2 separate regions of the Homo sapiens genome follow, and region 1 is linked to region 2. A link is a contact called in ENCODE Hi-C or POLR2A ChIA-PET data. All regions are on one chromosome and are shown on one strand. Each heading gives the region's core, a stretch centred on a gene start or an enhancer-like site at or near the end of the contact. The rest is flanking DNA. Distances are from core to core; before and after follow the strand shown. Region 1 holds the start of MRFAP1L1 (Morf4 family associated protein 1 like 1). Region 2 holds the start of RGS12 (regulator of G protein signaling 12).

The links. Hi-C counts contacts between places; a loop is a spot of excess contacts on that map. ChIA-PET counts read pairs that join two places held with the same protein, here RNA polymerase II (POLR2A). Pooled maps may share reads with other maps.
Region 1: a pooled map shows a loop between it and region 2 (2.5-fold over the local background). The contact joins the promoter of MRFAP1L1 here to the promoter of RGS12 in region 2. A Hi-C loop is called at or near these places in 1 of 50 pooled maps. POLR2A ChIA-PET finds 5 or more read pairs at or near these places in 2 of 52 experiments (PC-9 and activated CD4-positive, alpha-beta T cell).

Annotation. Positions count from the first base shown.
Region 1 is chr4:6,707,706-6,712,212 of GRCh38, forward strand. MRFAP1L1 (Morf4 family associated protein 1 like 1) reads right to left here and starts at 2,160. Exons shown (of 2, transcript NM_203462.3): 1 at 1,526-2,160; 2 at 1-938. The coding sequence starts at 1,924. The coding sequence ends at 1,541. It overlaps LOC105378240 (a long non-coding RNA gene), which reads left to right and starts at 2,230. Exons shown (of 3, transcript XR_001741568.3): 1 at 2,230-2,350. RefSeq lists enhancers at 612-1,811, 1,835-2,124.
Region 2 is chr4:3,290,253-3,294,774 of GRCh38, forward strand. It overlaps RGS12 (regulator of G protein signaling 12), which reads left to right and starts at 2,769. Exons shown (of 18, transcript NM_001394154.1): 1 at 2,769-2,847. RefSeq lists silencers at 2,075-2,184, 2,365-2,844, 2,855-2,904 and an enhancer at 3,558-4,143.

The sequences.
Region 1 (4,507 bases), core at 910-3,409, 3.4 Mb after region 2:
TTATGATTCTTTTATTAACACACACAGGAGGGGCTTTGGTCATGTGAACAAAAAATTTATTTCTTAAAAAAGGCTTTTTAGGTCTTTGTTTTTCAAGGCAAATTAACACTTATTATACTTTTGACTTTGACCTCCAATCTGACAGGTCTACTACCCTGATGAACTGGAAGAGACTTTCCAGGCCCTGATAATGTCTTTTCCTTTCTCCGGCCTCTTAAAGCTCTCTGTAGACTGTCTCTTCCATGCCATTCTCTGATGCCCCTATAATGTGTGAGGGTATTACAATAGTCCCTATTCAAACTGCCTTGTCATAAAAGGTCAGCTATGTTGTCTAAATCAACTCACCTGACAGGTTACACAATATATATCAGACAATGTGCCACAAAACATAGCTCTCCTCTTTCGTCTCACAGAGGAACTAAAGTTCCAAAATATATACAAAACCATCTTCCATCTCCAACTGTCTTCTCTTTCTTCCCAGTTTTATGCAAAGCAGTCTCATTAATACATTCTTCACCAGGCTCAACCAAGTAGCGTAGTGTCTTCCATTGCACCTCTAAAGTTGGAAGATTCTGATCCCACGTCTTGACGTGTTCCAAAAAACAATCAGGTCACAAAGGTAACAGCAAAATACGAGGCCATGCCCAACATTTCAAAAACACAGCGAAGTAACAAGAATAAACGTGACCACAAAAACAACTTAATTAAGCCCCATTTCTCTTCTGAGAGTATTTCTTTGACAAAAGTTATATTTCCAAAACCAAACACATTTGATAATCTAAATCCATATCGAGGTCATCAATCACTGACCATAAGGGAGACTGTTACATCGGGGTAAAAAACATACAAAAACAAAACAGAGAAAATGACAAGCTGTTTCAGTTTCCTCAAGGTGTCAGTTCATCCTTACCAGTTGACTACAGTCCTCAGCTGTGAACCTAAAGCACAATTGGGAGAAATTTACCATGAAGACATTGACTCTCAAAGTTCCATATCCTGATGTTAAAAATAAATGTGAACCACCCAGAAGAATGCCACTTCTTTGAGACACGGTCCTCTGACATACCTGTCTCATAGAACAATCTGGAAATTTCAGGTAATGGCCTCTGGCTTTACTCTTTATTTCTCCTTCCCTGCGTTCTCAGCCTGCGTTCCACTGTGCTCTATGGCCTAGGTCTTCTTTGGCTTTCCCCAAACTCCCTTAGTGCCTAGACAGGTCTACTTCTGGCGACTGCCCTATTAGAATTGACTTTTATGTTTCACAAAAACAAAACCGAAGTTACTGTTATCTTTCTCTAATTAACAGCGTGGGAGGGAGAGGCCACAAAAAAACGGTATACTAACGCCTAACAAAACCAGCACGCATTCTTTCCTCTTGACCCCAACTTTGTTCCCAATGCTCAATTTTTGATGCAATAAAATGGGGGATGCAGGCCTAGAACATAACTTTTTACAGGGCGCGGTTTAACCATGCTTAGGGCGACTACTGAGTTTCATCCAAGCTCCAGCTAGTTTCCGACCTTACCACCGATCTCCTCCTTCAAGAAGACTCGCTTCTCTCTATTCGCCAGACGAGCTCGACCAGCATCTCTGCCATCTTCGCAATCTCCTTGGCTTTCTCCTCAGCCTTCTCGCACAACTCCGACACTCTCTCGTCGGCTTCGCCACTCGGGTGCTGCACGTGATTGAGGGCGCTCTCCTCCGAGGCCTCCACCTGCGTTTTGATCTGGATAAGCATATTGTCCATCTCCCACAGCTTGCTCCTGGTCCGCAGGTACGCCCGCCCGTGCTCGCGTATAAGAGACGCGATGTCCTCGCGCATCTCGTTGATGACCGGGAGCAGGAACTGCTCGAAATCCTCCTCGGGCTCCAGCACCTCCACTTCCTCAGGCGCTTCCACCTCGTCTATGTCCAGGGGCCGCATCTCCTCCTGCCGCTTCCTCAGTACCGCAGTAGGGGCGTTCTTCTCACCGGAACCCTCCAAGAACTGGAGATCAGCAGTTACTGCTGGAGGCTGAGCGACCCACACGCTTTGTCAATTGTACTCCCGAATTATCTTTATTTTTTTTTCTTCCTTTTAATTGTAAGCCTTTCGCTTCACAACTCTGCGGGAAGAATCGCCGTGGATGCACACAAATAAGCGGCCTACAAAATGGAGTCGCAGCCGTCAACTCGCCCTCGGCCTTTTTGCGGCCCTTTCACGACAGAGCCGGGCCCCTTTACGGTCACGCCTTCGGCAAGACCAGGTAGCGGGCGCGTGCACGTAAAGGGGCCTCGGGCGCGCGCACGTCCATCACCAGCTGCTTCCCGGCGCCCCTCCTCGCCCTCTAATTTAGATCGGTGGCGGCAGGTTTGTTCGCGTCTTCATCTAAAGCTTCCCTTCAGCGGGCTTTTACTTTTATTATTTTTTAAAAGTAAAAGTGACCCTCCCTTCCCTATATTTGAATAAGACTGGCTGGCGTTCACAGCGCTTACTATCTAAGCATGCACAAGCTTGAATTAACTTATATGAATTCATTTAGCCCTCACAACGAACCTAGAGGTAAAAACCGTGCTAAAAGTCGTGATTTGAGCCCAGAGCAATGTGGGTCCACAGTCCCTGCTCACTGTTTTAGAATGGAACACGTCCTTCTGTCCTCCCCACCCCTGGCTCATACTTTTGTCCTGGGGGGAAATTCTCTCGCTGCCTTGGGTGATTCTGGCCGGTGGTTTTTGGTCTCTCTTCGCCAGTCTGTAAGGTCCTCAAGGTAAAGGGCTACTTCTGTTTCAGTTCTGTCCTCCGCCCCTCCTGTCAGCCTGGCGTCAAGCAGGGTCTTAGGGGATGCTTTAGAGAGAGGAATTCTTCTCTAGTACATAAGTGCTTCTACCAGACTGGAGGCTGTTTGGGGACAGGTTCTGGTCTTGATCACCTTTATGTCCCTCCACACACAGGACCTGAAAATCAGCAGGGACCTAGTAAATGTGGCTTTGATGGTCAGTACATTTTGATCACTAACCTAATGCCATTGTGGAATGGAGGAAGTCTGTTGCTAGGCTTAGCCACCCAGTGCCACACTAGTAGTAATATGAGTGTGTGTAGAGGGGGCATCCTTCTTAACACAAGTGCCACAGATCAGAGCTTCAGTTTTCCAGTCTGATAAAGACCAATGGCCCCAGCCTGAATATCTGTCAGTGGGAAGAGGGATTTGTAAGATGACATGCGTGAAACAGTTTTGCAAACACCAACATTCTAGCAGATGTTCATCAAAAAAACATGAAGAGGGAAAGAGCAAGACACCGTGAAAAAAGATATTTTCAATAGTTATACTGACAAAGGACTCATATGCAGAATATATTGAGAACTCCTACAGATCAAGAAGGAAAAGACAAAATTTTTAAATGGGCAAAAGACGTAGGCTGGTACTTAACAAAAGAGAATATTCAAATGGCTAATAAGTATATGAAAAGGTGTTCAACGTCATGATTCAACAGGGAAATGCAGATGAAAACCACAATGAGGAAGCACTGTACATCCACTAGAATGACTAAAATTTCAAATACAATACCAAGTGTTGGGGAAGATGTGGAACAACTGGAACTCTTATACATTCTTGATGGATGTCTTAGTCTACTCTGGACACCATAACAAAATACTATAGACTGGTTGGCTTAAAAACAGACATTTATCTTCTCACAGTTCTGGAGGCCAGAAGTCCACGATTAAGGTGTCAGCAAATTTGGTTTCTGGAGGTGAGGGCTCTCTTCCTCAATTGCAGATGACCACCTTCCTGCTGCAGTCCTCACATGATCTCTTCTTTGTGCATGCAGTGTTGGGGGGTACAGGAAAGAGTGCTCTCTTGTGTCTCTTCTTATAAGAACATGAAGCTATAGGATCATGCCCCCACTTTTATGACCTTATTTAACCTTACTTACTGCTTTACTCCAAGTACAGCCACACTGGGGGTTAGGGCTTCAACATAAAAAAATATTGGGGGACACATATATTCAGCACATAATAATGGGAATGTAAGTTGTTACAATAATTTTGGAAAACTATTTGGCAGTATCAACCAAGATTAAACATATACCAATCCTATGTTCTAGCAAACTGACACCTTGTTATACACTCAAGAGAGTTTGAGTGCAATTGTTTATAAAAATACATATACGAGAATATTCACAGCAACTTTATTATAATAGCCCCAAAGTTAACCCAAATGTTCATCAGCAGGAGAATAAATAAATAAAATGAATAAATAGTAGCATATTCCTTCAGTGGTTTATTATTGCATAACCAGTTAACCCAAAATTTGGCAGCTTTAAAACATTTATTATCTGTCATAGTGCATTTAGGCTGCTCTAACAAAATGCCATAAGGTGGGCAGCTTACAAAAGAAATTTATTTCTCACAGTTCTGGGGGATGGGAAGTCCAAGATCAAAGTGCTAGTAGATTCTGTCTGGTGAGGGCTAGTATTTTGGTTCATAAACCGTTCCTTCTTGCTGTGTCCTCACAGGATGGAAGGAGCA
Region 2 (4,522 bases), core at 1,519-4,018:
TTAACCATTGTTAAGGGTACAGCTCAGGGGTATCAAGCACCTTCACACTGTTGAGCAAACATCTCCACCCATCTCCAGAATGCTTCCATCTTCCCAAACTGAAACTGTCAATAACTTCTGTCCTCTTCTCCCCCGCCCCTGCCACCCACCCTTCTACTATCCGTCTCTATAAATGTACCTACTCTAAGAACCTCCTATAAGTGGAATCAGACAGTATCTGTCCTTTGTGACGAGCTTATTTCACTTAGCATAGTGTCCTCAAGGGTCATCCGTGTCGTAGCCTGTGTTGGAATGTGGGGGGACGCCCCCACACCCCGAGTCCCGTGGAAGAATTATCATCCATCCCACTTGTTCAACTCAGGAGTGCCTCCTTAAGCAACTGTAGCCTATGAGCTGTGGGTAGGGCCGCTGAGCCGCTGCCTGGCAGGCACGGAAGAGCAGGTGCACGCTTCTCCATGGCCCTCCCTGTGCCAACAGAGGCCGCCCTGCCAGTCTGGGCCCAAGAGTGAAGCCTACAGGAGGAGAACCACAGGGGCCAGGGACTGACCACCCAGAGACTTGGGCATGGTTCTGTGTCTAGCCCCTCCAGATGGACTGAATGAGTTTTGCTTAATTGGCAAGACCTACCTTTTCAAAACCTTCCAGCATGACACTTGACACCTTCTCTCCGTCTCAGGCAATTTCTCCCCACTTCTGGGGGCCCTGGCTTTCACGGGGATGGACTAGGGTGCTTCCTCCCACAGAAACAGCTTCTTGGGCCACCCCCCTGCTGGGCATGAGTTCTCTCACAGGCTCGGTGACCCCTCGTATGAGCTGCTCGTCCTCTTCCCCTACCCCTGTCCATGAGGCACCTGGAGGCCGGGCAAGTGTAGAGGAAAAAGCCAAAGGGAAAGAAGAGACCTGCAGGTGGTGTTTCCCCATCTCTCACTCAGGGCCACTTGTCCCTGCCCTGGAGCCTCAGGAGGCTGAGCTCTGCGGCCTGCTTCCTTCTGGCTTGGCGCTGCTCTGGAAGATTCCACCATCTGCGCATAGGCAGGAGCCAAGAAGGTCCACAGTTTTGGGGGGGCCAGGGTGGGGGCAGTTTCTTTCCTGGCTCTTTTTTTTTTTTTTTTGAGATGGAGTTTCACTCTGTCACCTAGGCTGGAGTGCAGTGGCACAATCTCGGCTCACAGCAACCTCCGCCTCCGGGGCTCAAGTGATTCTCCTGACTCTGCCTCCCAACTAGCTTCGACTATAGGCGCGTGCCACCACGCTTGGCTAATTTTTTGTATTTTAGTAGAGATGGGGTTTTGCCATCTTGCCCAGGGTGGTCTCGAACTCCTGAGCTCCGGCGATCTGTCCGCCTCAGCCTCTCAAAGTGCTGGGATTACTGGCACGAGTCACCGCGCCTGGCCTCTTCCCTGGCTCTCTCTGCTGGGTCATCAAGGGCTGGCTGTGTCCCTTGGCCATAGGTCGCAGCTCCTGTTAAGTATCTCTCTCTCTTTGTCTGGCTTCCTGTAACCGCTCTGGCCGCGCTCCTTCAGCCCTGCAGGTGAAAACAGTTCCCTCCCTGCTGTTACCTGTCCCAATTCAGCACCGCCCTGTGGCTTCCCGGCTCCCGGACCGCGCCTCTGCCAGCGGGAACCCTGCTGGACTCTTAATTAATTGTCCCACTGAGAATGCCATTGGTTTCCTCCTGGGATCCAAACTAATCACACAAGACTAGATGATGGAGAGCTGCCAAGAAACCATGGGGCGGTGGCGGGGACGGAGGGGAAGCGTTTTGAGCCCATCAAGGCAGGTGACAGGAAAGAAGCAAACCCGAGAGGGGCCGAGTCCCTGGGCGGGCGGCAGGGCTGGAGCGTGAACAGCAGCGACGGATGCGTCTCGAGGGAAAAACGCGGCGGGAGAGAATGAGGGGAAGGCAGGAAGGAAGGGGCAGGGAGACCCAGCGCCGGGGAAGGAAGACACGAAGAGGGCGAGGAAGGAACTCCGGCCTAAAGGGTGAAGGCGGCGGCTGGGACAGGGCCAGAGGCGCAGGCCGGGGCCGGGCAGCTCCTCCTCTCGTGCCAGCGGTGCCTCCGGTCCCGCCCTCGCTGCTGCCCGCGCTCCGGGAGGGGCAGACCCGCTGGACGCCGCAGTCACCGCGCCGCCTTCGCGGGCGTCCCGGGGCCCGGAGGGAACGGCCTTTCCTGGCTGTCCCCGTGGCTTCGCCGCGGGAACTCACGCCGCCCCCGAAGCTGCCGCCAGCTCCGGGCATCTGCCCAGCCGAAAAGCCAGGGCGCCGGGGCCTGACTCCCCACAGCCAGGTTTCCCGGGCACAGAGACCCAACGGGAGCGGGACTTCCTCGGACACCGACGGCGAAGGACAGAGACAGCCCAGGCAGGGGCGGCTCCTCCCGGCCACACCGACCTGCCCTTCGCAGGGTGTCCCGGGCCAGCGGAGGCAGAGAAAACCAGCTTGCGGGAACGCAGTCGCTCCCAGCACCAGGGCCGGGCCAGTGCGGGTACACACCGTGCGCACCAGCGCCGCCGCGCCCCCAACGGAAGTCCCGCCCCCGGCCGTGGAGGCCCCGTCCCTCGCTTCTTCTCATCCCTGCTTCCCTGGCAGTCCCGTTACCACGCTGTCCCGACGCGAAGGCCCTCGCCCCGCCCCGTGCCCCGCCCCCGCATCGCCCCGCCCCAACCCCACCCCCTTGGCCCCGCCTCACCAGGTTCGCCCCGCCCCTCTCCGTCCCCGCCCCTCCTCCGGCCTCGGCCCCGCCCTCGCCTCGACCCCGGGGGGCGGTGGCTGCCGAGGCGACCGTTGCGCGCGCGGGCGGTGGCGCGGGCCGAAGCGCCCGGAGCGGGAGCGAGCGGCGCGGCCCGGTAGGTGTGCGGGGCCGGGGCCGGGGCGGGGGCAGGGCGCGCCGCCTCCGCTCTTTCTTTCGTCTCCGGGGCGCGCGCCCGCGCCCTCCGCCTCCCGGCCGATCCCGGCCAGCCCTGCGCGGCGCCCGTCCCCTCGGGGTCGCCGCCCGCCCGCCCTGCCTTTTGTTCGCCGGCCTGACTCAGGCTCCTGGTCCCGGGCCCGGCGCGGGGCGGGGCGGGGCGGGGGCGGGGGCGGGCGGCGCGGGGCGCGGGCCTGTGGGGCCTCCGGCCGGGCGGGTGCGCGGCCTCCTGGGGCCCCGCGCTGTGAGGCCCGCCCGGGCCCTTGGCGGGACCCGCGGGGGCGGCGCCGGGCAGGGGGTCCCGCGGGCGAGATGCGCCCGGGAGCGCTGGGAGGGTTCCCTCGTCGGACTCCACGAGCGGCCGCTTTGTTAGGGCAGAAGCTGCCTTCCGAGACCCGAACTCCAGACGCACTGCAGCGACCTGGGGTCGCCTCAGCCGCGGTGCCGCGATTGTGCAGTGTAGACAGAGGGGTCCCAGAGCCGTGCGGTGTAGACAGAGAGGGGCCCAAAGCTGTGGAATGGGGACAGAGAGGGGACCCAGAGCTGTGGAGTGTAGACAGAAAGGGCGCCCAGAGCCATGGAGTATAAACAGTGGAGTGTAGACAGAGAGGGGGCCCAGAGCTGTGGAGTGTGGACAGAGAGGGGGCCCAGAGCCGTGGAGTGTAGACCGAGAGGGGGCCCAGAGCCGTGGAGTGTAGACAGAGAGAGGGCCCAGAGCCATCTAGTGTAGACAGAGAGGGGACCCATAGCTGTGGAGTGTAGACAGAGTCTCATAGCCGTGCAGACAGAGAAGGGGCCCAGAGCCATGGAGTGTAGACAGTGGAGGGTGAACACAGAGGGGGCCCAGAGCCGTGGAGTGTGGACAGAGAGGACCACCTGGCCTCTCACCTGCTTGGTCACTTGCTGGGAATGTGTCCCTGGGCAGGTGACCACCTTCTCTGTGCCTGAGTTTCCTCATTGGACCTGTCTTTGGAGCTGCTGCAAGGGCTAAGAGTGTCTTTGTCTGAAGTCCTCAGCGTGGTCCATGCCGTCCTGTGCAGGGCCCTTCTGAGGCCACAGGGACGTGCAGGATGGCCGGCAAGGCCTGCACAGAAGGGGCGCTGGGGGGCCTTCCCAGGCAAGGCAGCAGCCCCACCATTCACAGCAAGGAGACTACCAAGGAGGGCAGAGAGGCGGCTTTGGGCAGCAAGGGCTGCTGGGGTGGAGTCCTGCTGGCCTTCCCCTAGAGAAGGCGACGTGGGGAGGGCAGAGCAATTCTGAGTAAGGGAGAACCAGTTTATATTTCACTTTAGAAAGTAATTGTCACAGTGCGAAGTTTCTTCCCCTGAAAAAGCGATATAAAAAGGTCCATCGTGGCCAGTGCTTTTGGGGACTTGAGATGATGGGTATCCGGTGCCCGGGCCCTGCGTGGTGCCTCAGCTGGATGCTCTGCAGGTGGGGGAGGCCATGTTGGCTGAGGGCAGGGGCTCAGGCAAGGGCAGTGGGGTGGCTGAGCCTGCACAAGTTGGTGCACCCCTGTCTGGGTCTTTTTCTTAAAACTGCAAGTCCAGCCTTATCTCTGAGACCTCCTGAGGCTGGAACCTGCCATCAGACAGGCTTACAGTTCTAGCCCTGGT